Linked DNA regions of Homo sapiens: regions 2 and 3 are each linked to region 1. A link is a loop called in an ENCODE intact Hi-C map of the cell type or tissue named here. Cell type or tissue: Calu3. All regions are shown on one strand. Each heading gives the region's core, and the rest is flanking DNA. Links, peaks and the distances in the headings are about the cores only.

The links. A loop is a pair of places that touch in the nucleus more often than their neighbours do. Peaks named below come from ENCODE experiments on the same cell type or tissue, not always from the same donor. Only the 100,000 strongest peaks of a DNase experiment are listed, where the experiment ranks them.
Region 2: a loop joins it to region 1, with 8 times the contacts of the local background. A loop is called at or near these places in 8 of 110 quality-filtered maps.
Region 3: it touches region 1 in a loop (4-fold over the local background); 25 of 110 quality-filtered maps call a loop at or near these places.

The regions. Positions count from the first base shown.
Region 1 is chr21:35,049,577-35,060,336 of GRCh38, forward strand. No RefSeq gene overlaps it. Among named protein-coding and RNA genes, the nearest start is that of RUNX1, 5.7 kb to the left of the region's middle. In Calu3, for the core only: a CTCF peak has its summit at 1,843 (motif pointing right); a DNase peak (open chromatin) is centred at 1,895.
Region 2 is chr21:35,502,866-35,513,625 of GRCh38, forward strand. The region is part of intron 1 of LOC100506403 (a long non-coding RNA gene); the gene reads right to left. Among named protein-coding and RNA genes, the nearest start is that of MIR802, 210 kb to the right of the region's middle. RefSeq lists enhancers at 3,490-4,079, 5,323-5,843. In Calu3, for the core only: a CTCF peak has its summit at 5,703; a DNase peak (open chromatin) is centred at 5,706.
Region 3 is chr21:35,211,480-35,222,239 of GRCh38, forward strand. LOC124905015 (a long non-coding RNA gene) reads right to left here. Exons shown (of 2, transcript XR_007067854.1): 2 at 166-3,022. Among named protein-coding and RNA genes, the nearest start is that of RUNX1, 170 kb to the left of the region's middle. RefSeq lists an enhancer at 5,623-6,822. In Calu3, for the core only: no CTCF peak of the experiment used is centred there; a DNase peak (open chromatin) is centred at 6,252.

The DNA.
Region 1 (10,760 bases), core at 848-3,347:
TGTGGTTTTTGGAACTACTGATTATTTTGATAAAGATTTCATTGCTGCTTATTCAATAGTAATTCAACGCTGGCATCAAGCCGCTGCTCCGACAGGATGTGGATCCCATCATTTAAAATGCTAGGCATCAGCTCCGGGAGAGTTAAGTCCTTGGTAACGTCTATCATGGCATAAGTGAAACTATAAAAGGGAAAAATAAATAAAAAGAAATGTTTTGGTGAGAGTCTGACCCCTACAACGGGCTGGCAACTCACAGGTATTTTAAAGCCTGGGAAAGGGAAAGAATTTTACTTTTGAAATAAAAGGACTGTTTTAATGAAACCAAAATTATGTGGTTTTATTCCCCCTAAATGGACAACTTTAGTATGTATCTCTTTCAGTAAAGAGATAAAATCATAGTACAGTCTTAACACACACACACACACACACACACACACACACACACACACAAATTAGGAAGCTAAAGGAAAACAAAGCAGAGAGAATTTCTGTATTTGGGACAAAGCAGTGGTTACTCTGCAGATGTTTATTTGTATTGTCACTTGGGAAAGCTCCCTGTATTGCCTTTCTCTAGTTCAATTCAAATCAATAGGCTAATTTACACCTGTAGGTAAAACTACACTTTGAGCACATGAGGATGCCACAATAGAAGGGGAACCAGGAGGAGACACTTCTCCTGGGGCTGACTAATGAATATTATATAGCGCGTCCTCTACCTTAGAAAGACATGCCTGTTTGAAGATGCTAAAAACAGGATAATTTTGTAAGTGGGCAAACCACTGTGGTCACACGTATTTCATTTTCCGGCCCCACTGGCTTTACCTGCTGACAACTAAAACGTCATTTTGTTTTGTAGTTCCAAGATGAAGAAAGGCTTATTTTCCTGATTTACTACCTTATTCATTTGGCTCTGCTCTGCCTACATCCGCCATAGCACTCTGCGCACGTGAAATTTCGACACATAGGGTCAAGAGAACCTGTGTGATGATGGGTTGTAAATGCCAGTCCTGGATTCTAAGCTGCAGTAGCCAGCACAGGCACTTCAGAAAGGCTGAACTCCCACAACACTCCCTCGGTTTTCCCTCATCCACTTAATTTCACACACACAAAGACCCACAACGATAGTAGCTTCCATGGCACAAGTCTTTCAAAAGGAACAGACACAATTTTTACTTACTCCTGTTTTGACTAAAGCAGGAATTGAAACTCAACAGACCGCTTTCTCTTACACTTGTGAGAAGTTAGCTGGCCACATGTTGACACTGCTAACATCTAAAAAAGAATAATAGTGCTACATCTCTTTTATGAGGCTCGTGAATCTTTAAATGTGATGCGTGTTTCATATTGCTTCTCAGTGCAAATCCCCTGTGAACATAATGAACATAATGGGCCTGTGTTGTTACCCTCCCTAATAAAGTCAAGCCTGAGTTGAACCCCAAACCAGGTTCATTTTTCTCTCCCACACTTAATATTCCCTGGAAGGGCCCTAAGAGCCGAGGGCTGTAATGTGCAGCTGCCACTGCAGAGTCGACTCACACTTAATAATGACTTAGCAATTCAAGGGGCCATACAGAATATCCTTGGGAGATTTAATTTTAGAAACTCCCCAGATGCTTTTAGCCTTAGGTGTCCAGATGCTTAGGAGAAGGGTTTGGATGAGGCAGTGAACGGCCTGAATTCTCAACTTTTCTCTTTGGGCCTAGCTCTAGCCAGATATCTATTTCTTCCAGTGGGGTCTTTGTAGGACAGGTTAGAGTGTAAAGACACTCTAAGGCTGGGGCTCGTTGAAGCCTCACTATACGCTGTCATCTTCGGGACTGAGGTTTCAACAGGGCACCAGGGGGCAGAATACAAAGGCCTGCACGCTGGCCCTGCACGGCCTTCCTGGGCGGGGTTAACAGCCACGGCAGCCGCAGCATAACTTCGCAGCTTGGTGAGGCAACAGTTGGAGCTTTTCTGGGCACCCTCCAGGTCATGACAATAAGTAAAGCCTCAGCCAGCTGCTGGTGAACTTGGCCTTACCACTTCCCTAGGAGCCCAAGACAAAAGGGCACGTCTGTCATCAATGAACCGCCTGGAGAAATACTTAATCCTAACTTAACTAGAACGGTTTAGGACTCTTTAAGTTTGTGTATTGACCCACACCCTCTGTCCTAGTTCCTGCAAGTGACTCAGACCCTGGGTTTCTGGCTTGGGGATTGTACCCAAGAGTCTGCAGTGGACTGTGGCTTTGCCAAGGAATTGGATGACAGTTTTCATTCTCGCTCATATTGGCTGCAGCTTCTAAATGCCACCATGGGTGGGGGGGCGGGGTGGGGAGAAAATGCTCAGGTGTCTTTTTTAATGGCCCTATGAAAATACTAGAAAGGGTTGACAGATGTTTACCTGCATAACCCTGTAATTAATGTATAGACTTCTGTGTGCAGTCCAATCCAATCAAAGCACCCTCTGTTAGGGATATTCATTACATGATTGCCGCATGCTATCTCTGAACTCCACATGTCTATTATAAAGTAGATTCTCTGGCCAGAAAATGGAGGCAGAGATGGACCACCCAAATTGGATGGAGTCTAAAATCCCAGGAGGACAATGCTACTGAATTTTCTCTATGTAGCGTGGATTTTCCTTATTTTCTAAATCTGTTTTCTAACAGATGTCCTATCCAGAAACTTCCATGCTATGCTGACAGTGAGGTCAGGGATGATTTTTAAATTGGGACGTAGACATCAAAGCTTCATGGGATGACTATAACCTGCTTTTGGCAAATCCAATGGTTTGAGACAGCTAGGGAGCCCTAGAAGCCCAGCTATTAAAGATGTTCTTTCCTGGACACTCATGATGGTGCCCACACAGGACACATCTCTCTTCCGCACAGGCCTCTCACTTCTTTAGATAAAGGTGCAATTCAAATTTAAGCTACCCAAGACTTTATTTTTTTTGAGACACAGTCTTGCTCTGTCGCCCAGGCTGGAGTGCAGTGGTGCGATCTCAGCTCACTGCAAGCTCCGCCTCCCAGGTTCACGCCATTCTCCTGCCTCAGCCTCCCGAGTAGCTGGGACTACAGGTGCTCGTCACCACGCCCGGCTAATTTTTTGTATCTTTAGTAGAGACGGGGTTTCACCGTGTTAGCCAGGATGGTCTTGATCTTCTGACCTCGTGATCCACCCACCTCGGCCTCCCAAAGTGCTGGGATTACAGGCGGGAGCCACCGCGCCTGGCCTCAGTATTTACTTCTTAACCTTTCCTAGATGAAGAGGTATTGTTGGGGAAATATGATTTCAAAAGGAAAAAAGAAAGAAAAAAGGCAGACATTGAAACCAACCTGCCACTTGAATGTTATGTAATGATATGAAGAGCAGCTAGGGAGAATTATTTCAAATGAAAGAGTTTCAACTGCTTCCTCCTCTGCTTGCAGACTGCAGGTGAGCAGTGTCGATGGCACCCAGGAACTTGTTGAGACTCTGCATTGCGGGCTGTATCCCAGGCCTACTGAATGAGAATCTGTATTTTTACAGTTCCTCGGGTGATTCTATACACATTAAAGTTTGAGAAACATTGCTGAGGAAAGCCTTGCATCTATTGGAATTTAGTAGAGAAATAATAACATGGTGTTTGCATTCTTTGAGATGTCTTTTTCTTCCTTTGAGCTTTCTGAAACTTTTCTACTTTGTTGCTCTGACATAATTTTGTAAGCCCTGGATGTTTCTAGACAGCAGAAACCCACAAGAGGCAAGGCCCACGTCCTCTAAGGTAGCATTTTCTTGGATTGTCACTCGGACCTCTCATCTCAAGTGCCGTGTTTGGGTCAAGTTTACAGTCTGAGGTTTGACACACAATGTAGGGAGGCTCTCCCTGTGCTCCATCTGCCTAGCTGGTGGCCATGTGTATATAAACAGAAGGCTTTTTCCTCTGGGGGCACCAGACTCTCAGTTTTCACCTAGTCTGCAGTTTGGAAACACATTAATCCTGTGAGTTCTTCCAGACACACAGCACGTGTCCACGTGGCAGGCAGCGTCGCAGGTGGCCTTGCAGTCCTGCCATGGGCTGTCCCCCTCCCAGAGGGTTGCCTGGCCCCGCTCTCCAGCCACTGCCTTGCCGAGGTCATGCCCTCCTTTGCTGCAAAAGAAAGGGCCCACTCTTGAATTGTGCTTCCTTGGAACAGCCAAGCCTCCCAGGTTCCAGAGGCTCCATTTGTGCAGGCACCCAGGGGTTTGGCTACTTCTCTCAGACGCATCTGGGTCCTTTCAGGCTGCTCTGGGCCAGAAAGCTTGTTTAAAATAGCTTCTCCTTACAGAGTTTTGGCCCTTCTGCTTCTGGTGGCATTTGAAACCAGGAGGGTAAAACTGGAAAACTTAAACAAACCCTCTTTGAATGTTAGAAATGTTCAGCATTCGAGGTTTGGTCAAATGATGGAAAACATTCCGGGTTGGTACTGAACTTTCCAGCCAGTTCCTCCAACCTGACGCTAATTATAGCCTGAGATCCAGGCAGGGAAAGCAAAGGGAAATGAGGAAACTAAAATTACTTGGAGTTAGAGAAGCCAGAATTCATGTTGGTCAGATAGTGTACAATTCAATAGTTCAGTTTATGTGGCAAATAATGGTTAATGTCCCAAGTCTGATCAAAGCACCTGGATTCAGGAACTTTGCACTCTTATTGAAATGCTACTTCTTTTCCCTGGGGTAGGCAAATTACCAAACTTTCACATGGCTATTTAGAAACTAAAGCATAACACTGCCTTTTTCACTGGGGTGCTATGAGGGTCAGTAACTGGACTATGCAAAGTGGTTTTGAATGGAACAAGAAAGAGATCTGTGGTTGACATTTCAATATGGAAACATCCAGTATGTGAATTTTAATATCTGCACTTGCCAGGGATTATAAAGGCATGACTTTAGGGCCCTAACTGAGAGGACCCAGTAGGATCGAGCTGAAAATACCCTCTGTAGTTGGTGCTACAGAGATCTTTAGTATTCACCACTTAATTTTTGAATTAAATGTTCCTTTGAAATAATAATACTCAGCTCTACAGATTCAGGCTAAAATTCTTTCAGATCCTCAAAATGTCCAAATCAAATAAAAATATCAACTCAACTGAGAAACAAAATATTGTACTTAAAATTGTGTGGTGTGTATTTTAATTTCCTCCTCTCTAAATTCCCTTTCCTTCCTCTTGCCAGTATAGAAACTGGCTGGATTTTTGGAAGGAGAGCAGGAAGAATGATCTTGTCTATGTTCTGGTTCTGATTTCATTTCTTTCTCAAGTTTTTAGTTTATTCAAAGCAGAAGGAAGAAATCACCTTGTACCCCACATTAACGTAACTATAACTACCAGGATATGATCTTTCAAGCATTTGGGGCTGATTGTGAATGATCCACCACATAAAGCCATCACTGGCTCTTGAAATATATGTGGATGTATGTATATGTATTGTATATTATATATGATATTATATTACACATATATGTATTACATATCATGTATACTATTTATTTATTTATTTATTTTGGTAAGAATATTTAACATGAGATCTACCCTCTTAACCAATTTTCAAGTGTACAGTATTGTTAAAAATACTTATATATAGGCATTATGCTGTACATCACATCTCTAGAAAGTAGTCATCACGTCTAATTAAAACTATGCCAACCGAGCAATTTCAGATTTCTCCCTCCTCTCCTGGTAACTTCTGTTCCACTTGCTAATTCCATGAGTTTGACTATTTTAGATACCTCATATTAAGTAATATCATGCAGTATGTATCCTTCCATGGCTGACTTATTTCACTTAGCATAATGTTCTCCAGGTTCATCTATGTTGTTGCATATTGCTATACTTCCTCCTTTTTTAAGGCTGAATAATTCCACTATATGCATATAACCATATTTTCTTAATTCACTCATCTGCCAATGGACATTTAGGTTTTTTCCACATTTTGCCTATTGTGAATAGTGCTGCAATGAACTTGGGAGTATAAAGAAATATCTCTTTGAGATCCTGATTTCAATTCTTTCGAATAAATACCCAGAAGTGGGATTCCTGGATCATATAGTAGTTTTATTTTTAATTTTTGAGAAACCTTCACATTGTTGTCCATAGCAGTTGTACCATTTTGCATTCCCACTAACAAGTATAATATGTGTGTGTGTATAATGTTTGTGTGTGTATATATGTATGTATATACACACATATGAAATCAAATATATACTAATTGAAGATACTGTTTCACACACAAGGCTTGTATCTGAGATACTAATCCTTCCAGGATAAGATAATTTGGAGAATTAGCAAGCATTAGCAGAACTAAAGCATTATTTGGAGTAAAAAGGAAGAGTATTCTTCTGGTTTCCATAGTCAGAGGGCAATGCTATTTGTGTGCCAGACACATCAGAGCTATAAAGGCCTTCGATTATTGTGGAATATTACTTTTAGTTGGTCTCCCTGTGCTTTTTTCACATTTTAGCATTGTTCATAATTCTCTAACTTTATATTGAAAATGAAGTCCCAAGGATATTATCTTTTGCCCACATGGACTGCATAGTGTGTGAACTGAGCCTTCAGACCTTACTCAGACTCAGAGTTGATGCTGAACAGACATTAGGGGGTTTCAGAAATTACCTGCAGCTCTTAAAGAAATTCTGAGCTACTTGGAAATTTTATTTCTTATGTCTGCATTAGTACTGTCATCAATGAACAGAAGTTCATGGAGCGTGCACTGTCAAATTTTGCAGGTGATCTTCAACCTATTCCTGTGGTGCTTTTGTGTTTAAACAAAGAATCCCATCATTATCCTTTTGATTGGTCTCACTTGCCAATTTCTGCTACTTTTAAATCACATTTCCATGATTGATGGACCTCTTTTCTATCTACCCCTCTATATTTGCTATGGCCATACCTATTTACGTGTGTACACATACACACACACACACACACACGTGTATATGTGTATACATATACATATGTATGTATGTGTGTATTTAGCTTTATCTTCTCCTCAAAACCTAACTCTAAGAGCCCTTCCTCCATTTCCTTATCTATTAGAGTTTACATTTGGGTCTGTCCCCCCACACCCTGCTTGGGCTCATGATTTTTATGCTTTTATATAATTAGTGTGTAGCATGCTCCAAGGATCATAGCAACATTGCTTTCCTGTGATCCTATAATTCTTTTTTTTCCTTTTTTTTGAGATGGAGTCTTGCTCTGTTACCCATCTGGAGTGTAGTGGTGCGATCTTGGCTCACTGCAACCTTCACCTCCTGGGTTCAAGTGATTCTCCTGCCTCAGCCTCCCGAATAGCTGGGATTACAGGCATGTGCCACCACACCCAGCTAATTTTTTGTATTTTTAGTGGAGACAGGGTTTCACCATGTTGGCCAGGCTGGTCTTGAACTCCGGACCTCAAGCTATCCACCCACCTCAGCCTTCCAAATTGCTGGGATTAGAGGCATGAGCCACCGCGCCTGGCCTCCTATAATTCTTTTATTATTGCAACATAAATTTACTTGTCTTAATCTTAGGTAGAATTATTCAGTTCCCCCTTTATCCCTGCATTGTTTATCTCTTCTGATCTTTTTCCTGGGCCTTACCAAATATCAGGAACACCCCACTTTCTCTGCAACCTTATATATTTCACTGAGTATTTATTGAGTACTCAATTATTTCACTGAGTATTTATTTTCTAGCCATGGACAAGATGAACCTGGTTGGTTATACTTAGAAGAAGGTTTACAGTCTTATAAGCCATTCACATTGGAAATGAATGAATAGCAAATACTGAAAGCACAGGTATGGCCAGGATTAAAACTAGGGTAAGGTGAGTGAGGCTCCCAGGATGCAAAATTTAAAGAGGCATCGACTCTCAGTGTCGACCCCGTGTCGCACAACCTGAAGGGTGAGGGCTTCCTTAAATTTTGCACCTTAGGTGCCTCTCTTGCCTTGCCATTGTCCTGACCTTGGGTATGGCTCATGAAACTAAGCAGAGACCATGAGCTGGGCAGAGGGCGGTGTCTGAGTCAGGAAGGGGTTTTGTGGCTGAAAAACTTGTAGCCACAAAATAATGGAGTCCTGAGCTGGACCTTGACAACATATGCAAGTTTCATTTTGTCTGTACTAGACGTGTACAGTTTTGACCGACAAAAGAACAGGGGGAGGAGAAAGAAGGGGAAGGGCTATGAGGTGAAAGGCAGATCAGAAATAAGCCCAGCTTGGAAGAAAGTGAGGATCCCAACCTGGCAGAGAAAGAGGAGCTGATGAAGGAGACTAGAGAAGGACCCGTCTGGAAATACAGAACTTGGTCCAAGTAAAGGAGGACCTTGAAGGTCAGGCTGACAAATTTGCTTTTATTCTGTGCATAATGGGGAGTCACCAAAACCCAGGAAAGTGAGGGGATGAAATCAGAACTTTTGGAAAATTGATCCAGTAGTGGCATCTATGATTATTTGATTAATCTATTGACTCTTGATAGCAGAGGTCTTGGCTATTTTTGCTCATTACTGTATCTCCAGCATCTATCACTGTGTTTGATATGCAGAAACTTTTTGATGAATGAATTAATGGATAAATGGATGGATGAGGCTTTATTAGGACTAGAGGCTGGGGAACCAGAGGTTGTAGTATTCAGCTATGGAGTAACGAGCTCCTTAACTAAGGATGTGGGTAGCAGGAATGGAAAGCAATGGGACTGTGATAGTTGACTGCATTAAGAGCCTCAGTTTTTTGGACCTCCTTGTAATCTTTCCCTTTGCCCTGTAACTGTGGTCTCATCCCACTCTGACCCTGAGCTTGGCCTTATGACTTGCTTTGGGACAGTCACAAACTTGATGTAACCAGAGGCTTAAAATGGAAAAGTGCTTCCACATCAGAATATGCTGGGCTGGTGTATGGGAAGGTGAGACACATGGAAGACAAGAGCCAGTCTTCCCAGCTGAGGCTATCCTAGACCAGCTGATAGCTAGCTGACCACTGGCCACTTAACTGAGCTCCAGCCCAATGTAGAAGAACTGGCCAGCCAAACCCAGCCATAACCAGCAGACTGCCTTGCTTTCTCATAGAAACACGATCAATAATACAGGATTGTTGTTTCAAGCCATAGAGTTATTGGGTGGCTTGTAAGACTGAATTATTGTGGCAATAGTTCCTGCAGAAGAGGTAGAGATTCTGAAAGCATCAGAATGGAGCTGCAGCTGTGGCTGCAAGACTGAGTCAGTTAATTTGCAAAGTAAAAGAGAATATAAAACTGAAGGTGGGGAATGAATAAAAGAAAGGAGTAGGAGGAGAAAGGAGCCAGAGGAAGGCTGGCAAGTGAAGTAGGACAAAGATAAAGGGAGTACAGTGCAAGCCAAGGGAGGAAGAATTGTCAAGGGAGGGAAGGGAAACAGAGTTAGATGCTGAAAACAGAGAGGCATGAAAAACAAAGACTATGGAAAGGTCAACAGATTTGATAAGAAAGAGTTACTTGAGGTCTGTTCCTTCATGACACCTCATCAGACTAAACAGAAGGGTGACATCCAATTTTGCTGGCATGCAGATGAGCAGTTCTTCCTCTGCTTGAATAGAAAGTTAATATGAAGTTAATGATTACTCTTTTGATGTTGTTCGAATATATATGTTGATTATATGGCTTTTCTGTTTCAATTTAATTCAAAAATATTAATATAGCATGTACTTGATAGAACAGAGATAAATTACATGTAAAGAAAGATTTTGAGTACTCCTTGTTCCTGCTTTTTTTAAAAAATTTTTTATTCTTATTTTTAATTCAAGTTTTATTTTAGGTATAGAGGGTACATGTGCAGATTTGTTACATGGGTGTGTTGTACCCAGGTAGTGAGCATAGTACCTAATATGCAGTTTTTTAATCCACAGCCCACCTCCTTTCCCACTCTAGTAGTCTGCAGTGTCTATTATTCCCAAGTTTATGTCCATGTGTGCCCAGCATTTAGCTCCCATTTGTAAGCAAGAACATGTGGTATTTAGTTTTCTGTTCCTGCATTAATTCACTTAGCATTATGGCCTCTAGCTCTATCCATGTTGCTATAAAGGACATGATTTCACTCATTTATGGCTGTGTGCTATTCCATGGTGTATGTGTACCATAGATTCTTTATCCAGGCTACCACTGACGGGCACCTAGGTTGATTCCATGTCTTTGCTGTTGTGAAAAGTGCAGCGATGAACATATGAGTGCATGTGTTTTTCGGGTATAATGATAGTAGCTCTGTTTCAAGTTCTTTGAGAAATCTCCAAACTGCTTTCCATAGTGGCTGACCTAACTTGCATTCCTATCAATAGTTTATAAGCATTCTCTTTTTCCCACAGCCTCGCCAACATCTGTTGTTTTTTGACTTTTTAATAATAACCATTCTGACTAGTGTGAGATGGTATCTCATTGTGGTTTTGATTTGCATTTCTCTGATGATTAGTTACAGTGAGCAATTTTTTTATGTTTTTGGGCCACAGATATGTCTTCTTTTGAGTAGTGTCTGTTTATGTCCTTTGCCCACTTTTTAATTGGTTGTTTTTTGATTGCTGATTTGTTTAAGTTCCTCATAGATTCTGGGTATTAGACTTTTGTCAGATGCATAGTTTGCAAATAATTTCTCCCATTCTGCAGGTTGTCTGTTTAATCCATTGATAGTTTCTTTTGCTGTGCAGAAGCTCTTTAGTTTAATTAGGACCCACTTGTCAATTTTTTTTTTTGTTTCAATTGCTTTTGGGGACTTAGCCAAAAGTTATTTGCCAAGACCAATGCTGAGAAGGG
Region 2 (10,760 bases), core at 4,299-6,798, 460 kb after region 1:
ACTATTAACTAAATTCCAGAGTTTACATTGGGAAGCCTCTTTGTGTCCTGTATTCTACGGGTTTTGACATATGCATGATGTCATGCATCCCCCGTGATGGAATAGTGTCACTGCCCTAAAATTCCCCTGTGCTGCATTTACTCACGCCTCCGTGTCTCCCTCCAAATCCCTGGCAACCAAGTATGCATTTATGCAACTATAAAAATGCAGGCTTTATGCAAAATACTATGTAACTACCTTCTAATTTAATATTGACTTTTCCCCGGGAAATCCAAAGTATTGGAGATTTATCATAAGTGATCTTTTCACTGTCTCTATAGTTTTGCCTTTTCCAGAGTGTCATACAGTTGGAATCATACAGTGTGTAGCCTTTTCAGATTGGCTGTTTTCACTTGGCAAGAAGCATTTAAGATTCCTCCATGTCTTTTGTGGCTTGATAGCTCTTATCTTTTTATTGATGAATAACATTCAATCCTATGGATTATTCCAATATATTTCATCACCTACTGAAAGACATCTTGGTTGCTACACATAAGGATGCTATAGACGTTTGTGTGCAGGGTTTTGTATGGACACAGGTTTTGAGCTCATTTGGGTAAACACCAAGGAGTATCCTTGGTGAGTCTCCTGGTAAAACTATGTTTAGTTCTGTAAGAAACTGTCAAACTGCAAAACGTGGTTTTGATTGCCATTATCATTTTGTCTCCTTTTTTTGGAATAATGATGTTTGAGAGTTAATCCAACCCAACTGGTCGTGTTATACCCACAAAAATAAAGGCTTCAGGGTAGAAGGAAGGGCAGGGGAAAGAGAAAGGAAGAAAGTGCATGTGAGAACATAAGCTTCTCAGGATTTTCAGCCAGTTTGTCAAGGGGGAGGGTTTCCTGTTTTTCTCCTCTGTGTTACAGACCAAACGTTGCTGGTCTCATCATCACAGACAAATTAAAGCAGCTGCCAGCACTGCTGGGAAGTCCTAAACCCAGCAGGCAGCTTCTCAGTTGCAGAGACACCTTTTGACAAATTCGACTCCTCCAGGGCCTGTTTGGAGGGAATGTGTGAGCTGTTCAGCTCTTGGGGCACAGCACATAAACCAGCAACAAGCGTCTTCTCTGCATCGTGGTTGACATGCATTTAACCGGTGAATCTGAACCCACATCTGTTCATCCCCATAACACATGGAACATGCTATGATTGTCAATGCCAAAAACCTGAAGTTCCAAAAAGCAGCTCCTGAGAGTTCCTTTCCTAAACAGTCTGGGGCTAAACCCAAAGCATGTGTCCCTTGGTGAGAGAGGAGGAGTGGGCTATACTCTCAGATATGGGGCCATAATCTTAGAAACTTCCCTGCCTCCCACCTCCACCCTCAGCCGCCAACATTAAACAGGAATAACATCGGAAACCAAAGGAGCCACCCAGACAAAACACAATTTATAATATTTTAATCACTACTGGGCTAGACAAATGTCTTCCAACACAAACTTCCCACACATCCTCCATTCCTTTTATTTTACTCCCACGAATCCATAAAGTTCCTCCATGGAGATATTGCAAAACCTTTGTGCAAACGGGATATAGCTTCCAGCTCTTTGTATGATTTCGTGGGAGCTTTGGTACAAAAGAGTGGTTTAGTATCTTGGAAAGTCTCCTTCCAAAGAGAAATGGGATGACATTGCACATTTAAGGTGTCAATCTAAGACTAATTTGCAAGTGACACCGCTGTACAGAGTATGTCAGTGCTAGAAGCGTAGGAACCTGGGTGGGATCTGCAGCTGGCTTCTGCTGAAGCGAAGTGTGTGTAAATTTGGAGAAAAAGCTCAGGGACTATGCATTTCAGTTCTCTCTTCTCTTGTGAAGGAACTGCCCTAAGTGTTCCTCTGAAGTGTATAATAAACTGAAAAATTTATTTACTTATTTTTATCAGTAGACGTCAAAAAGAAGCCTATCCTTTATATTAGAGTTAAAATTTGTACCTTTCTGTACCTGGAAAAATTCTCCTGATTTTTAAAACAGGTCTCCATACCTTTTATAAGCCACAACAAGGCTTCTTTGGAGGCAAGCCACTGTCTGGTGGTCTCAGACAGAAAGAATTCTTGCAGTAAGCCAGGCAAGCAGTACATATCTAACAACATCTATTCCTCCTCTTCTCCCTAACTTAATTTTTTTTTCTTTTTTTTTTTTTTTTGCCAGGAGCAAGTATCAAAGTATAGAGCCTTCAAAAGTGCTCTGGATTCCATTACAAAGAAAATCATGAATAATGCATCCCCACCTCCTGCTTTTATTTAATCTCAATCAGTGAGAGCTAGAAGTGCATTACTGTGTCCAGCTGCATCCCTGGCTCCGGAGGCTGGAACCTGGGGCTGAGGGACCCACAAGCCCCACAGGTGCTGTGCACCGCAGAGCCAGTTAACCAGCAATCCTGCTCAAGCCCCGGGAGACTGTAGCACCAAGGGCTCAACCCTTCCGGATGTCTGGCTTGCCATGGATGGTTCCTATACCTAGGGAGCTGCAGAACCTACTTTGAAACTGACACAGCCTGTGTATCCCGGGGTTACATCTCCCTTTCTCTGTTTTAATAAAGCTGTATTCCTAATAAAAGGAACAAACAGCCTATCCCACATGCTGAAAGATCATGACGAGAAGTCTGCCCAGTCTGTTATGATTCGATGTCCCATAAGCTAAGTCCCTCTGCACTCGTGCACATTGAGCACGAAATATAGGCAAATTGTTATTTCTGTCCATCAAGAGCAAATTATGATGATAGCTGGCTTTTGAATGTTAGAAACTATAGTGTTTTTCATTTCTGGGAGCACATCTTGTGTGTCACTATGTGCTATGCCTTTATGTTAAATAACATGTTTATGCTGGGATACAAAACAGTACGATGGCCACATAAAAAAGACTTCATAAGGTACATACATATGTCATATATCAACATATTTTAATTAGTGTAAGTTCAACATATAGAAAAAACAGCTACTCTTGGCTGGATGTGGTGACTGACTCCTGTAATCCCAGCACTTCAGGAGGCCAAGGCGGGTGGATCGCTTGAGCGTAGGGGTTCGAGACCAGCCTGGGCAACATGACGAAACCCCCTCTCTATAAAAACAATTAGCCAGGTGTGGTGGTACACGCTTGTAGTCCCAGCCACTCTGGAAGCTGAAGAGAAAGGATCATTTAAGCCCAGAAGGTCAAGGCTGCAGTGAGCCAAGATCACACCACTGCACTCCAGCCTGGGCCCCAGAGTGAGACCCTGTCTCAAAATTAAATAATTAATAAATAAAATAAACAAAAAGAAACAGCTACTTTTTGTAATTTGGAATCAGAAGTTTTATATAAGATAACACTTTTGAAATAATCAGGAATGTAAATTTATGTAAATTTAGCTGGGACTCTGTGTTAACATCTTTTTCGTTGTGCCTATTTTTCATGTTTTGCCATGCTAACATTTGCTATGTGCCCACACACACACGTGCAATTCTTTTCTACTCTATTAGCCTCTGGTTCTGTATGTTTCCATCATTAACTGAAGCATTTGCAGAACGAAATGGAGGTTTAGCACTTTGAGAGTTGTTTTATTTTTACAACCTTGGCAAAGCAAGTGTCATTGATTAAATGTCTGAATTCCAGGAGAGAGAAACTTGGCAGATTTTTGCTAGGATGTTGGACTGGTCCCAACCAAAGTAGAGATTGCAAGCGATGGTTCTTATTTTAATGTATGCTAATAGATATCCTGTGGCTTGTCATTGGGTCTCCAAGGGAAAAACAAAAAGAGTATGTGGTGTATTGGGGAGAAGGATAATAGTCTCTGCGTATAGGGTGGAGGGAGGAGGCATCCTGAAGATGAGCAACTGCTTCATTCATTTTTATCTCTTAGAGTAACATGTGCCTGTGTCAGTCCTTAATAACTCTTGTTCCAGAGTGTCCCCAAATCATTATTCACTTGTTTCACTAGTTTTGGTGAAAAATGATGGATCAAGGCTTCATCCTAGCTTGAGATCATTTTTGGATGCTTTTGCTGTTTTGACACCGGTATGTACAGCTGGATCCAAGGAGATACCACCCTTATATAGTTTCACTGCAGCCCACACTTGGTTTTGATTAATTTATTAACCCAAGATGCCCCTGGGGAGAGGGGGGTTACGGGAAACACCTTGAATTCTTTTGTTTTAACATTTCAGCATTGCTATTCATAGAAACTACCAAGCCTTTAAATCCCCTATCTGTTCTTGCCAGCAAAGTAAAATATGTTTTTAAGTGTTTGAAAACAAGGGAGAGTAAATGTGTTTTAAATGTATCACACACACACACACACACACACACACACACACACACACACACACACACTTTTGCCCATTATTGTTCCTGGTCACTTCTTACATCCAGAGGCTGAGAACTTAGACCTGCCCTCTGACCTCCTAAATTATCAGAGGTGAAACTCCCTTTTAAGCAAGATCTATATCTTGGAGAGTTTCCTCTCCCTCCTTGCATTCCCCAGGCCCATCTTTTCTACAAAGTGCTAGAGTGTCAGTTTTATGGGATGTTGAAACCTTCCCAGTATAAATTCTACCCGCATTATTCTTTTCAGGAAGGCTCTACAAACATTTAATAATAAAAGTGAAGTGGGTGCGACTCTTAGTTAATAAATACCTCATCTTGTGGGAAACATGAAGCCTTGAGCATAAAACCAGAGCTATCTTTTCATCTGGGCCTGTCCATCATCACAGTGCCCAAGTGCTTAATTTAAACTGCCACTTCGCCAAAAACCCAACTGGGCAGAGGATGCACTGTTCATGCCAACCACCGTAAGGCCAAATTATTCTATTTCTAGCAACAATCACCTTCCTCAGGAATCTATAATTTTCAGCTTATGATAAACCTTCAATACTTTGGATTTCCCGGGGGAAAGTCAATATTAAATTAGAAGGTAATTATATAGCATTTTGCATACAGGCTACATTTTTATAGTTACATAAATGCATACTTTATTCAAAGAGGTGTTAACCATATGTGTCCCAATTCAGTTTCTAACAAATTTCCTTTCACAAAAAAGATAAGAACTTATAATGGTCACGTAATACAGATAGGTTGTTTTAAGAGGTATGAGAAATTAAGTTGAACATCTTCTGGATATGTGCCTGATTTTGTTTGCCCAAGTCTTACCCTTTGAGCAGATGATGCAAACTATATATTAGTGACTTAGGAAATAATAGTATTTTATTATAAAATTAATAATTGGTCAGAAAGGAAACATCTGCCAATATCATTCTCCTTCAATGTCCTTCAATTCTGAAAAAATAACTCAGATGACATTTTTATTAATACTTAAAAACTGATACTTAAAAAATTCTTAAAAAAACATAATTACAGTCTGAAATATAATAGATTCTCAAAGAAAAGTACACATTCTCCTTTCCTCTTCATTTAGCATCTGTTGTTGGCCAAACAACAGATGACGCCTTGCCTTCAGGGTAAAAATCTAATTTGCATGTAGGCGCTTGAATGAAATTAAGCTCCACAAGGTGTGAATAACAAGGGGTGGCCTGCTCTAGTGACAACAGGCAGCTCTTCTCAAACAAGGACGTTGAAAGCTTGTTAGTGCTAACTGAACTACTTTGCAGCGTATATCCCCATCTGGAGGCCGACATCAAATTTGAGAGTCACAAAGAAACACAAAGGTCATTGTGGCAAACCAGGGCCGTGGCATTGCACAATTCTAGCCAGAGGCCAGACTCCTCAAAGTCTAGATGAATGGTGCCCCCTGGAGCTGTGCAGTGCACAACGTGTGCATCTGGATAGGTCAGTCCTGAGGCCAGCCGACTCATTTTATAAGGCAAGAAACTGCAGCCCAAAGAATATATATGCCTGGTTGGAAGTTAAGCAATGAGGCACATTTCAACTCAATATGAAGAAAACATTTTTGAAACAGGAAGCTGTCAAAGATGATGTTGGTTGACTCAGGAGGTAGTGAGGACCAGTTACAGGACATTTGCAAGCCTAGGCTGCTCTACCATCTGGTATGGACTTTCAGAGGGGGCTTGAAATTAAGGTGTGGGTAGGGGCTGGCCTCCATAGCTGTTAAGGTTTTTCCCAACCCTCAACTAAGGAATCCATTGTTCAAACACAAGTCTTCAGGCTACTGAGCACCAATCAAGGTATGGGGACCCTGAAAGGCAATAGAAATCAAAAGATCTATTTTGAGAGGGCTCTAACTTAACAACAGGAGGCAGCAACATCAGTGACTTTCTCAGCTGCTACAAAAAGTAAACCATCGTCAGACACAATTTTCCCATTCTCCCCCCTGCACTTGCGTCATACCCAACTTCCCCTTCCCCTCAACACTGCAGAACTTACTGATAACTAAGCCATGTCTACCCCTCTAGGAGTAGTTCAAGAGTCCTGGTAAAGACCTAACAGGAAGTAGAAATTACATATGAGCAGCATGTGTGTGTGCATGTGTATGTGCACATGCATGTGTGTGGTATGTATGTACACGTGTGTGTGTGTGCATGCACACACTGCATGGGTGTATTTCCTTAAGCCTGCTTTACAAAATCAAAAAGTACTTCCAGCATCCATATTAAGGCTGTCTCCAGCACTGCATGCCATTGACATGCTGTAAGTCACATAGAGGATGAAACCAGGGTTGGGCAGTCAAGAAGGGGCATTTGTAAGGGCTGGTGGCATGACGGCTCCCATCTGTTCTCTCACTTTCTTCAGAAGTGAAAAATTAGCCCTGGATGGTGTTTTATGAGATACTGAAACTAGAATTCCCTTAACCGCATTCATAAAACTCAAAAGGCAGGGTAGCAATTAGAAAGGTCATGGTTTTTTGGATCTTCAGTCCTGAGTTCCAATCCAACCTCTGCCACCTTGTACTGTGAAACATCGCCGAGTCCAATTAAAGTTTCTGAGCATGGATTTCCTCATCGATAGAACAGAGAAAATACCTTCTGCTGCACAGGGTTGTTGTGAGAATGAATGAGATAACACAAAAGAAACTGTGCCTGGTACCTTAGAAAGACACAGATGCAGGTGGTCATATTTCAAACCCACAATTCCTTCTTCCTGATGTCAAAGCAAACATGAGCAGAAAGAGTTGTACATGAAGAGGCATGGCTCTCTCTTTAGTAATTTTCAGCTTATGATAAATCTCCAATACTTTGGATTTCCCGGGGAAAAGTCCATATTAAATTAGAAGGTAGTTACCTGGCATTCTGCATAAAGCCTGCATTTTTATAGTTGCATAAATGCATACTTTATTCGAAGAGGTATTAACCATATGTGTCCCAATTCAGTTTCTAAACTACATTCGGTCTGTCGTGGCACTAGTCCAATAGCATTCCCAGGACTTGTTCATGAGCCAGCTTCACTCAGGCAAGGCTTTTCCATGTTTTGGTTGCCCCCTTTGAACAAAGCAGTCAACTTAGTTACATTATTAATGAAAATATCTGCACTTTTCCCCAAATATCAAACTGTGTGGTTCTTCTGAGATGCACACTGAAGAAATGAAGCAAATTCCTAGGTAATTCAAGCACAAACTGAATGGAATCCTCAAATTTCAGGCAAAGGGAACACCTTAGCATGAATCACATAAAGTAGAACCTTGCAAGTGTAGACAGGCTTATGGCATCCTATGCCACCTATGTGAAGTAGGAAATGCAAAAGGAGACGAAAGCCATCACCCCAGAGAAGCAGCTCATTCACAGTACAACGATGAACTCCAAAGCCAAATGAAATAGCATTCCTAAGCTTCCCATGACACAAGATTTCCTATCATATTCCTTTGAGTACCAATGAGGTAAATTCTCCAGGAGAATAAAAGATGCAGGGGTTTGTGGAATGTGCTATCCAGCAGTCCCACCCAGGGGCACTGGGACAGGACCCACAATGGGGCTGTCAGGCAAGCTCTCTGTCTGTCCAGAAAACAGGACCTCGGTGAGCATGGTTTTGGGGAATGATGTAGATGGTATAAATATCAACCAAGTCACATGACATCACTCCTCCCAGATCATTCTACTCCTCTCTCAGCACCCTGGCCTGTAGAGAAAGAAGAAAGAGTCGCAGGAGGAATGAGAATGTATGACAACTTTGAGGACAAGGAAAAAATACCCCAAATAAATGTATGATTGCATGTGGCCAAAAAAGAACAAAAATGTTGAGAAGGTTTTGTCATGCATGGTAGGTAGGTTCCATTCATTTACCAGGGCAGGAAAAATGTAAGTCTCTATGATCCCCAGGAATGCTGCTTCTGAATTGAGCCCCTGGGAAATTTTCTGAAAGTGCTCCAGCACGTTGTTTCTCGATCAACTTAGTACGCCCAGTGGTGGTCTCTTTACCTCCCCCAGGAGATCTACAAAGAATAGATAATAGCAATGTTTCACCCTGCCTCGTACCAGATGTGTGGCTGCAGGAAATTTGCATGATCTACCTAAGTCTTAGTTTTTCACGTTTGTAAAGTGGGACTGATAATACTTACTTCAGGGCACAGTTGTTGATTGATAGAGGGTGTGGGTGGGCTTGGCCTCCAGAGTATGTCATATATAAATCAGTCTTCATTTAGGGGATTTTTTTCTCCAGGATCAACTTTACTCTGTAATTCTCTTTGCTGTTGTCACCCTGCCCCACCCAGTCCGCCCAATTCTGCAAATAATAGACTTTCTTTTTCTGACTCATGATAGAAAACTTGAGACATACAGGAAACTATGAAGAAGAAAACAAAAACCTATACTCCCACAATCCAAAGGAAACACCAGTAAAATTTTCTTAGGTATACTTCCAGTCTAAAAAAAATTTTACAGCTAAGCTCCCATTATTGATATAACTTTTAGGTTCTTTTCTTTTCCTATCATTTTATTATGACAGTTTTCTCTTGTCACTATAACTTTTGTTTGTAATGTTATCTGCGGTTTTTGTGTGTGTGATTATAAAAATGATATACTTTGCCTGGAGGTCTTCTTGTTTCATGACAAGTAATGAAGCACCTATAATTGCCCAAACCCATGATGGCCAAGAGGAAGGGCCAGCTCCCAGGATAGGAACAATTATAAAATGGGACTTGGGAAAACCTTTCTTGGTGAAGCCACGTGGCAAGTGTTTTAAGGGCTACATAAATGCAATCAGCAAAGACGCACCATCTGAGTTCCCACACCAGCTCTGAGATGGGGCATGAATATAGACCTGTGGGTCATTGAGCCCTTGCTACAAAAAAAAAAAAAAAAAGAGAGAGAGCGAGCTCTGGAAAAGCCATGTAGCCCACTAGGAAGCTGAAATGCCTGAAGTATAGCTAAAATGCAGTATTCCTGGTGTGCTTATGGTAGGTATGGTTCTGTTATACAGGAAAAAGTATAATTTTAAGGAAAAGATGAAAGGAAAGCAAAGAACATGATCTGCAAGGGCTAGAAGTCTTCTGAATAAATAAGGACTTTAGAAACAGCCAATGGGATAAAATATTCAGAATGTAGAAAATAATAGTCATGACCAAATTATTTCAGGATAATCCCTGAAAAAAGGATGTATTTTCAATTGTATTTTTCTATACACATTTTAATAAAAGTTGAATCATAAAGCTTATCCAACTCTACTCCTGCTTTTGATTTTGCATGTGACTACAAATTTCTTACTCACTCCATTAAAATGACTGCAAAATATTCCAGCAAGAGGATGTACCAGAATTTATGTCATTGTGTGTATGGTTGTTGCATAATTATAAACATCTCAGTAATAAATATCTATGCTGACAGCTTGGTTTTAGCTTCTTGTTATTATACTTCCAAGGAATAGATACCTAGTAGGGGAACTCTGAGTGAAGAGTATCAACTTTTTTATAAGATTTTTACTATGCAAGACCATTTACGTTTCAGAAAAATCATTTCAATTTCCACCTCCCTTAGCAATGACAGAGCAAGTCTACGTGGGCACACCCTTGCTAACAATGGCTTAACCAGGATGGATCTTTGCTAGTTTGATGTACAAAATGCCATTATGGTTTAAATTTGCATTCTTTTTTTTTTTTTTTTTTTTTTTGAGACGGAGTCTCGCTCTGTCCCCCAGGCTGTAGTGCAGTAGCGCGATCTCGGCTCACTGCAAGCTCCGCCTCCCGGGCTCACGCCATTCTCCTGCCTCAGCCTCCCGAGTAGCTGGGACTACAGGCGCCCGCCGCGACGCCCGGCTAATGTTTTTATATTTTTTAGTAGAAACGGGGTTTCACCGTGTTAGCCAGGATGGTCTCAATCTCCTGACCTTGTGATCCGCCCGCCTCGGCCTCCCAAAGTGCTGGGATTACAGGCGTGAGCCACCGCGCCCGACCTAAATTTGCATTCTTTAATGTGATTTGATTTTGATTTTGATTTACTTGGGATTTGCTTGAGAAACATGTTTTCCCGTTTGCTTACTGCTATTTGAGTTTCTCCTGTGACTTGTCTTCATAGCTTGTACCTATTTTGCTCCTGGAATTTCCATGCCTTTCTTGTGAATTGGTAGGAATTCTTTACATAAGGATGATTGCTAACCACAATCTATCTGTTATATTTGAAGCAAATAATTTTTCTAGTTCATTTGCCTAGTAATGTTTATAGTATTTGTGACACTCAAATGTCTTTGATTTTTATTATCTAATAGCTTTTGGGTGATTTTTTTCTATTAACTTATGCTTAGAAAAGTCTTTCCTAATCTGTTCACGAGATATTCACTTCTATTTTCTTATGCCATTTTTGAAAATGGTTTCATGGAGTGTTTTGAGAAACACTTTTGAGTTTAAGAATTT
Region 3 (10,760 bases), core at 5,294-7,793, 170 kb after region 1:
TAACCACCATACCAGCCCCTTGCTGCTTACCCTCTGACTTTTCATTTGCTTTACCAACTATTATTTTTATCCTCTGTTACTTGTAGTTCAGTTTCAAAGAAACCTCTTAATTACCAGGAATTGCATTGTGAAAACAATGATGTATGTTTGAAAAAAGGACTTAAGAGAGTTTCAAAGTTATTTTTATTTCAAGATTTTCACAGTAGTATTTTAATAGCAATAATGTATTTTATTGATGTTAGCTAAAGATTTTTTAATCTCAAACATAAATGAGGAAATTATAAATATCATGAAAGACCAGACAAAAATCAATAGCGTTCTAGATTCTAATCACACAGAATATTTTTCAACAGTCACTGGTGAGCAGAAGAAAATAATATCAACGGAGCAGCCAGTCTCTCCAGAAAGCAACTGTGTTTTCCAAGGCAGAGAACACAACGACCTTTCTTCTTGTGTTTATGGTGGTATTTCTCAACCACAAGCCCATGATAACTGGGAACGATGTTCAAAATATTTATCAATCTGCACAATCTGGATGCCATCCAATCAGAACAGATGCTGGCTATAGAACAACTAGTATATCCATCCTGGCTCATGGCAACATGATTTCAGCCTAGGGATACCAATAGTAGCATGTGTACGGAAATCACGTTTCTTAAATTATCAACCACATTTTGTCTAATTTATGGCATAACACCTGATAGAAATGCCTGTATCATATGCAAAATTAGAGGTTCATAGAAGTAGTTCTTGTTTTTTGTGTGTGAGTTTCCTAATGAGTTGGTTTAGAAAAGAATGAGACCCAAAGGATCCTGCTGGAGAGATTTTTGGAAGGTGGATGACTGGCTGTTTAGCATGTATTTTTCTTAACCATCGTTTGTGTTTGAGTGCTTGTATGCATACATGTGTGTATATACATGTACAAACAAAACATACAAAAGTAGTGTGACTGCAACTAGGAGTACATTGACACTGTGCCTGTGGCCAGCAATACTGTCTCCTTTCATTCCAGGAACAAGAAACTTCAGAGCCCCCAACATACTAGACTTGCTTCTGGCATTCATGCCACAGGGCTCCTGGTGTCTCAAATACTATTTTTGATGTGCAGCTGTTGAGTTGAAACATCTGATAGTTTCTCTTCTCCAGACTGATTTGGTGCAAGATACCAGTAAATGATCATTTGTTTCAGTTCTTACAAGAGTCAAAAGACTAATATTAGATAATGGTTCCTCCCACACATGGCCCTTTCCCTCTGACTTTTTGCCTGGAGGATCCCAGACCCTGAGAAACCACGCAAAGTCATTCTCAGACAGGCTTGGGCTTTAGCCACCAGATCTGTGGGGCTCCATCTGGCTTATAAAGTCTGTCCAAATGGGAGAATAGGAGCACCCGGTGTCACTCTCCCACACCCCTGTCAGTCCATGCTAAGTCCTTGCTACAGTTGTACTCATTTCCTTTTGTTTTCTTCCCTGTGGATTTGGAGATTAATTGGCCATGATTCACTCAGACAGTCATTTGTGTACTTGAAGGCCATTAGTAAAATCCCCTCTCGGTTCAGAAGAAAAGAGGGTGATCAAAATATTTAACAACTGCTAAGACTGAAGAACTGTAAAGGCACCAGCATTATTGTCCAGTCAGAATGGACTCTGGCCGTAGAGACTGAGCAGGTTCTTGGAGGCTCTTTGTTTAGAGACTTGGAGGATGAGGGAAGCAACCATTTGCCAGTTGGTCTGGGACATATTTCCTTCTCTTAATCATGGACAGATCTGTCCCAGTGTGTTTCTGTGGAGAATCCCCAGCCTCAGCCTTACTCCTTATAGTATATTATCAACCTTGCGAATGTGATAATTCACGATTAGAACACTTTTCAAGACTAATAACCAGATTGCCAGTGTAGCCCTATTTGCCACAGCCAGATGACTTTCAGCCATATCTGGAGAATGATGTAAGACAATTTTTTTTTTAATCTCTCAAATTTTTAACATGTACTTATGAGACAGTATAGTAACACAATGACTATCCATGATTTAGGATAAACTGAACGTGATCGAAGTGAGTAGTGTGATATGGTTTGCTAAAAAGACCCCGATATAATCATAGCTTGTTCTAACAGAAGCGTGATGTCTTGTGCTACTCAATGGTCAGTTGACATCTACCCTATGGGCTCTTGTTCTGGCCACCATACTTGTGGAGGAAGTGGTGCAGTAGAGCAGGTGAATGGTCCCAGTGATGCACCAGAGTGTGTGCCCATGGACAGGTGAATGGTCCCAGAAACATATCATATGAGAACAGGTTGAAGGTTTTTTCACTATGCATGTCATAAAAGGTGCCTGCATTTTGCATAGGGCCTTATTTGAAGAGGAAATAGGCTTATTCTGTGTTGTCCCAAAGGGACAAAATAGGACCAGTGAGTGGAAGGTAAAGAGAGGTAGAACTGGGGTCAACATAAGAAAGTGTCTATGGAAGGAGAATGAACTATTATAGTAATGTAAGTTCAAGGTGAGTGCAATTCAGTGTAAGAAACACCATGAGGCATCTATTGTGCCCTGGTTACCGTGTGAGGTGTTGTTAACAGAAAGAAGAATGTGGTGGCTTCACTCTACTATGAAATACAGATGTGAGAAGAATTCATAAGAAACATCACATGTTCCCGAAGGGATGCTTTTATAAGATTCCAAAGACAGGTAGGGAGGAAGTGATTAGTTCAAGAAAGTGTTTATAAAAGAGTGAGTGACAGATCTAGGTTTTGAAGAATAAATTCCTGTTTGATGAAGACAGACAGACAAGGGATGGACGAGTCTTCCAGGTTGAGGAATCAACATGTGGACAGTCCAGAGAGGTCCTTCAAGCAGTCTTGGAATTGGTTATTTCATTTGGGAGCGCAGGCTTCTAGTCTTCTGGGATAGTCTACATCCATAACAGGAGCTAGAATTTCAATGTCCTCATTATTTTTGAAGTATTTGCTTGCATGTCAGTATTTGTTTGGTTTTCCTCATTCAATGAATCTGTTCCTCCAGTGAGTCTGTAAGGGAATTATTTAGCAAAAGGTTTTCCAAGTTTAAGAATAGGAAAATGTTTAAATATGAGTATATTTAAATTGTTTTTTGTTTCAATGGATTTTTTTTTCAAGTTGGTCTCTTTTACTTTGCATAGGGAAGACCTTTTACTTTGATTAGCTTTGGTGACTTTGCTGCAACTTTAAAAATATATCCAGCATCCTAATCCTTGGAGGTTCAGATTCTTGGAAGATAAACTGCAACTTTGCAAATGGCTAATGGTCTGGTGAAAAAGAAGGATGGTAAATTTATGGTAGTACTAGTTTTATTTAAAATATATATATATATATATATATAAAACCTAAAGAATTCAACACTCAACTGGGTATATCAAATCTTTAAGATTCCCTAAAATCAAGTTTAAAATTATTTTTATTGTATATCCAAGCTTTGGGTTTCCTGGTCACCTTTTCGTTGAGCTATAACCAGAGAATGAAGATGAGTAGGACCTCAGAAGCAGAGAGAAGCAGACAAGTGGGTCAGGCCAGGTAGCAGTGTCAGGGGCAAAACTCTACTTCCACCAACCTCGGCATGTAGGAATGTTGTGGCAGTTTGTAGACCAGCCCTTCTTCTACCTACCATGAACCCACCAATCACCATAGCCAGTAAGGAGGGTCACCTTTGTGTCTCCTAAAATGTTTGTCACCACTGGATTTGAAAGGCACACTTGACAGTCTTGTGTCAAGTAAAAACTATTAAACACTTCCAAATCATAAGCTGATGGCTTCCAAAGAGCAAATAAATGTCCTAAAGTGATCACTATTTTTAATACCCAGCTTGACAGAAATGTCTGTTGAGCTTACTGCCAGGTGCCACATTATCACTTAACCAAAAATGTCTATATAAAAATAACTTCCCCCCATTGGAATGGTGGCCTGTATACAGAGAAATCTATTTATGTTTCAGTTCAGTTTCAAACATCTTTGAAAAACAAGCTGAATGGATAGAACTGAAGCAATGTGCGCACCTCTGGAAAGATGCGGCAGATGTTACCTCTTGAATTGGTGGAAATAAAAATGACATTCCTCTCATTTAGGTTGTTTGGTGTTATGCTGACTTTTTAATATAATCTGAAGCAGAAGTGACTTAATGTCAACGACACTATTTCATGGTTATAAAACTTTTGGTTTGAGAAGTTGTTAGCCTATTTTTCTGCTTTCTGGATGTGGATGGCCCTTAGAACAATCTCCCCTTAGAAGGGATGCATTGAGTGTGGAGAAGTGCCAGCCACTGGAACGGGCACGATGCATAGGTTGATTCCTTTAAGTTCCAAGGCAGCTTGAGGCAACTACCCAGAGCAGCTGAATTACAGGGTCCTGCAGGTCCATGTCTCTCTTCTAGGTGTTTACTTCCTCAGCCTTGGTAATGCTCAGTCCCTGGTTCCCAGTGTCCTCTAAACTTGCCCTACAGTGGCACTCATCCTGTATTTCGATTACACCTTTCTCTTGGGGGGCCAGGACTGGGTCATGGCCTTAGGCAGCCACAGAGAGGTCAGCCTGGACTAGGGTGAAAGCAAAAGGATTCTCAGAAATGGGACTTGAGCTCACCAGCAAGAATGTATAGAATTTCAAGCCAGGACAATAGTGTGAAAAGGCTAGGATTAAGGGGTGGGGGACAAATGATGGTGCCTTTTCCTCAAGAAAAAAGGCATAGAATTGAAGGAGGTAATTATTTCCTCCTAATGTGTCTCATTTTTCTGCTAGGCTTCTAATATCACACACAGAAAGTTGGAACATTTGAAGTTTCCTTTCTCCCAAAATAAAAAGCTGATTTTATTCATCGTAATAAATCTATTTACAGCTCATTCATAGGTATTGGTCACTTAATTGAAAACACTAGTATGCATTAAATATTGTTATATAGCCAAATAATTTTTAATTGTCTCAGCTACCAACTTGAAAAATATTTCATTTTCTATAATCTGAGTTAATTTAAATTGCTTTTGTGCTTCGATTGATACAAGTTTAACTTTTTTTCTCATTAAGAAACATTTTACTGAAGTCACCTTTTGAAGAATGTTTCCTTTTCTGAGGTACTAAATCTGTTGGCACTTGACACTACAGTTAGTAGCAAACTTTTTTTTTTTTAGATGGATTTTTGCTCTTGTCACCCAGGCTGGAGTGCAATGGTGAAATCTCGGCTCACTGCAACCTCCGCCTCCCAGGTTCAAGCCATTTACCTGCCTCAGCGTCCCGAGTAGCTAGGATTACAGGCGTGCACCACCACGCCCTGCTAATTTTTATATTTTTTAGTAGAGATGGAGTTCCGCCATCTTTCCCAGGCTAGTCTTGAACTCCTGACCTCAGGTGATCCACTTGCCTTGGCGTCCCAAAGCGCTGGAATTACAGGGGTGAGCCACCATGCCTGGCCAGTAGCAAATTTTGAGAGAAGGAAATTAAATAAAAGTGCATTCATTTTCTTTTAAGCAAAATCTCTAATGAGCTAGTGTAGGCTACATGAAAAGCTGCTTCTTGGCATTCAAAATGTTTAGAGACCAATGTCCTTACACCATGGATGTGCAGTCAAATGAAAGCTTCCTAGTATTCAAGTAAGTGCCTGCAGTTCTAAGCCAAGCTCTTGCACTTACTGCTGGAAGAAAGGCGGATAGAAGAGGCTAATGTTACAAGCTGTTCTTCTCAAGGCTATTAACCTGTCTCCACCTTCTTCCTTGGACACAGAGCCTTTTGATGCAAAGCTGCAAGGAGCTGTGCATTCTTAAATAAACATTTTCCAGTTCAAAGAGCCAGTCCTATGCTTCAATTTAAAGTGAGATTGAAAGAGTTATTTGCTTTCTTGTCCCTTTAGCATAGACAAGCACAGCAAGAGCCCTCATGGGTTCCCTTGTTCAACAGTAACTTCTTTCCAAAGATGAATTAGCCAGGCATAGAGTTTGACTTTCTCAAAGCCACTAATGTAAGGTAATCCTTGGAATGAGACAGGATGACTCCACCGACTCAGGAGGAGTAAAATATTGTCCTTCTTAAGTGAGCACATTGAAATGGCCTACCTATGAACACAGAGCCCTCTAATAGCAAATACAGTAATGCATCAGTAAGCATTATGGGTCTGCAAGATAGCAGTGACTTACACAATAATAGCCCTGCACACTAGAGTGTCCAGAGCAAACAATGCCCTGAGGCACAAGTGCAGGTGGGATGAGGTATGCCAGGGCAGTAACCTACTTACCTGGGCCAATGATGGCAACTGAGAGAAAGAATGTGAGGTCTTCTTTCAGAGTCACTGAAACCTGTGACTCAAACTCTCTGACATACCAGAGGAGGGTGCGAGGTGCTAAAACAGGTCACAAGGCTTGAAGTAGCTGATGCAAACTGACTCAGGGAAGAGAAATGTGTTCAAAAACAGCATGGGGTAGATTGGAATGTCCCAGCCCTAATCTAAGAGACATGTGTCTTTGTAGGGATGACAGACTCTGCCTCAACACATTTTGAATTATCCAGAGCACTGATATTTGCAGACACACTTTGGTTCTGTAATAATGAATAAAGGCAAATTGGTCATTCAAGAGGTATTTGTTGAATATCTTTCATTTTATAGCATTGTTCAGGGACTTGTGAACGCCACAAACATGTGCAAGGACATAGTCTCTTCTCTCATGTTACTTAAAAGGTCTACTCTCTATTTTCAAAGATAATCAGTGGATAGATACATAGATAGATATTGGTAAGAATATTTTCAAAAAATTGCCTAGAATTCTAGAACTTGCCTAAGGTCTCTTGGCATCAATTGTCATAGTCCTCTGCTTTTCAAGGAGACGCTAGACAAATTTCTATGTACCATAGAAAAACTTTTCTGTGGGTAGGGAAGAGCCATCAATCAAGAACTAAATGTATAAAATAGCAAAATAGGGTTTTGAATGCTAGCTTCACCCCTGTGTTATTGTGGGCAGGTTTCTTAACCACTAGAGGCTCAGGTTGTGAGGTTTTTATCCTCAGAATAATATTTTTATAATTTCCTTCTAAGGGTTGGGTGAGGGTTCCATTTACGAATGACTGACCCATTGTAGACACTCTGTCAATGCTAGTTCTTTTCTTTATTCTTACATTTTAACCCACTGGATTCACATACAATGAGTTTACTTAAATCGGAGATCTGACAGTGCCAACTGTGAAATTCTGTGCAAGATGGTTAGACTTCTCTGGCAATATGGTACCAAAGGAATCCTAAAGCCATCCCCCTTCAAAGTATACAAAAATACTGGATAAAATGTTGAATGCTTTCTAAGAGCACGGCTTAAGGAAATGGTCAGAAACAAAGAAGCTGAGCAGGAGCACAAATCCAGATAGGTGACTGGTAAATCTGGCAGCAGCCTAAAGCTGTCTGGCTACTGTTGTAAACTAGAGCTTTGGATTTATTTTATTGGTGAACCGACAGGTTAGGTGACTTCACATAAAACTAGGGTCTTCGAAGATCAGCACCCTTAGGGAAAGGATGAACCAAAATATATTTTCCCACAAATACAAATGTCCAGAAAGTGTATCCAGTACAGGTATCAGTTTTGATTCTGGGAAAAGGGGAAAGAAGTATTCTTTGAGAATTTGTTACCCTCCTTCACACAGGTTTGTAGTCCAATTCACAGTATGCATTGTGGTCTGAAAAACATCAAGCCAAGATTTCACATTCTGGTGCCAGATTGGTGGTGGTTCCTGGTAACTGGCAGAAGTAAATGCAAATCTTCTCAAGAGTAAGGCTCCTTCAATTCAGGTTTCAAAGAAAGGCCAAAAATTCATGAATTAAAGAAAAATCATAGAATACATAAGTGAACAAAGTACCACGAGTGAGAGTCTGCAGAAACAACACCCAGCAGATCAAAACCAGAGCATAACAGATACTGAAATTATTAGATAAACATATACAATAAATGTATTTAATAGGTTTTTAAAAAGAAGATGAAAGGGTTGACTTGAAAACATGAGAAAGGAAAAAGAGAGTGTAAAAATGATGAGTCAGATTTGAAAAAGCAATATATTTATCCTCTAGGAATAAATCTATAATATATACAATTTGAAATTCAGTGCAGATATTAAAGACAGATTAGACGCAACTGGAAGGGAAATCATGAAATGCAAGCTAACCTTATGAAATGATCCTGAATGCAGTACAGAGTGACAAAAGAGGAAACAATAAAAGGAAGGTTGAAAATGTACATACAGTGAAAAGGTATAACACACATTCAGTCAGACTTGTGGAAAGTGATCATTGGAAAGACACAATAAAGAGAATAGGGAAAGCAAAAATACGGAAGAGGTGATGGTGGAGAATTCTCTTGAGTTGATGAAACCTACGAATCCTCAGATTTGGGAACTTCAATGAATCACAATGAATCTAGAAATCTACCCTAGATTTTTCAAAACAGCTGACCACCAAAGATAAACATGACCATCTGAAAAGTAGCCAGAGAGAAAAGCTATATAGCCTAAAAGGAGCCACAGTTCAGCAGGCAATTGATGCCTTCACAGGGGCAGCAGGAGCTAAAATGCAGTGCAATCAAGCCATACAAAAGAATGAAATCATGCCCTTTGCAGGGGCATGGATTAAGCTGGAAGCCATCATCCTCAGCAAACTAACACAGGAACAGAAAACCAAACACTGCATGTTCTCACTCATTAAGTGGGAGTTGAACAATGAGAAGACATGGACACAGGGAGGGGAACAACACACACTGGGGCCTGTTGGGAGGCAGGGTGGGGGCAAGGGGAGGGAGAGCATTAGGACAAATACCTAATGCATGAGGGGCCTAAAGTCTAGATGACGGGTTGATAGGGGCAGCAAACCACTATGGCACATGTATACCTATGTAACAAACCTGCACTTTCTGCACATGTATCCCAGAACTTAAAGTAAAATAATAAAAAAAAATGCAGTACAATCACATCTTCAGAGGGCTGAGAGAAAGTTGCCATCAAACTGCAAACTGACTCAAGGAAGAGAAATGTGTTCAAAAACAGCATGGGGTAGATTGGAATGTCCCAGCTCTAATCTAAGAGACATGTGTTTCTGTAGGGATGACAGACTCTGCCTCAACACATTTTGAATTATCCAGAACACTGATATTTGCAGATACATTTTGGTTCTGTAATAATGAATAAAGGCAAATTGTTCATTCAAGAGGTATTTGTTGAATAACTTTCATTTTATAGCATTGTGGAAATGTCTTTCAGCAAAATAAACATATTTTCACACAAGCAACAGCAAGAGAATCTATTACCAGCAGGTCCTCACTAATAGAACTTCTTTAGGATGTATGTTCAAAGGAAAGGAAGATGGCCCCAGAATCCAGATACAGATAAAGGATTGATGAGCAAAGAAAACACGTGGATCTCACAAATATAATGTGAAGCAAAAATGGCACTGACAGATTATTCGTTCATCAGAGAACCACGTATAAAAAGTTCAAATACTCAAACATATCTTGACTGGGGGCACATACATAGGAGGAAACCTATAAGGAAAACCAGGCAATAAATACACGAATTTCAGATCATGTTCACCTGTTGAAGGAGAAAGCAGAGAGTGTCACTGCATTTTTATGTTCTTCTGGAGCATACTCATAGATCTACCATGGACCAAGAACCACTGTGCCTGTATGACTGGCTATAGGACAAGAACAATTGCAATGAGGTGCTTGTCTTCAAGGAGCTTACTACAGTCTAGTGGGAGAGGAAAGCCATGACTCTATAGCTCAGGACATGCTGATAGCATAAATGCACACAAATCCACCCATACTTTACTTTGATATCCCTTTCTGGTTGACCCTCAACCTGAGTGCCAGACTCCCTTCAATACCCAAACATACCATATGTATCAGATGAATGAATGAATGAGTAGAGGAGTGCTTATTTTATATTCTGTATATCTTGCATATAAATCATAGGCACACATATTGTTTGGTGTATTTGAAACATTTAATAGCATAAAATATTTAAATAATCTTTCAGAATCCACCTTGAGAGTTGCGGATAATAATATATTTTGAACAGAAATTTCAAAATGTGCCTCAGTCTAATATGTATTTGTCCCTGCAAAAAGCTGGGAAGGTAAGAATGGAAGTGGAAAAGGATAAAACATGTCAATTTAGAGAAGACTTTTCCCTATCTGGCATCCCTTGAAATCAACAGTTAGATAATAGATAAACTACATGGGGAAATTTTGTACCATTTGAGGGTGTAATCTGCCACATTATTTCATGAGAAAGTTTGGTCATGTGGTCTTTGGTCATGTGGTCTTTTTTTTTTCTTTCCTTCTTTGCAGTGACCTACAGGAAGCTCAAAGCTGTGTGTTCAGCTGCTCTGGCTTTCTTCATGGTGGGGCTTAGCATTGATTCCCTCTCCTGATGGCTCCCTATGGCACTCCAAGGCTGAGACATATTTGAGGCTGGTATGTTTGGGTATGGAAGGGAGTCTGGCACTCGGGTGGAGGGTAAGCCTGAAAGGGATATTAAAGTAAAGGATGGGTACAGTTATCTGTATTTAGGCTATCAGCATGTCCTGAGCTTTACTGCCATGGCTTTTCCCTCCCACTGGACTGTAAGCTCCTTGAAGACAAGGGCCTCATTGCAATTGTTCTTCATCCTGTAGCTGGTCATGCAGGCACAGTGGTGCATGGTGTGTGGTAGATCTATAAATACATATCAAATGAATGAATGACATACCATGGACAGCTCTCTTCCTATCCTATTGCTAGAGC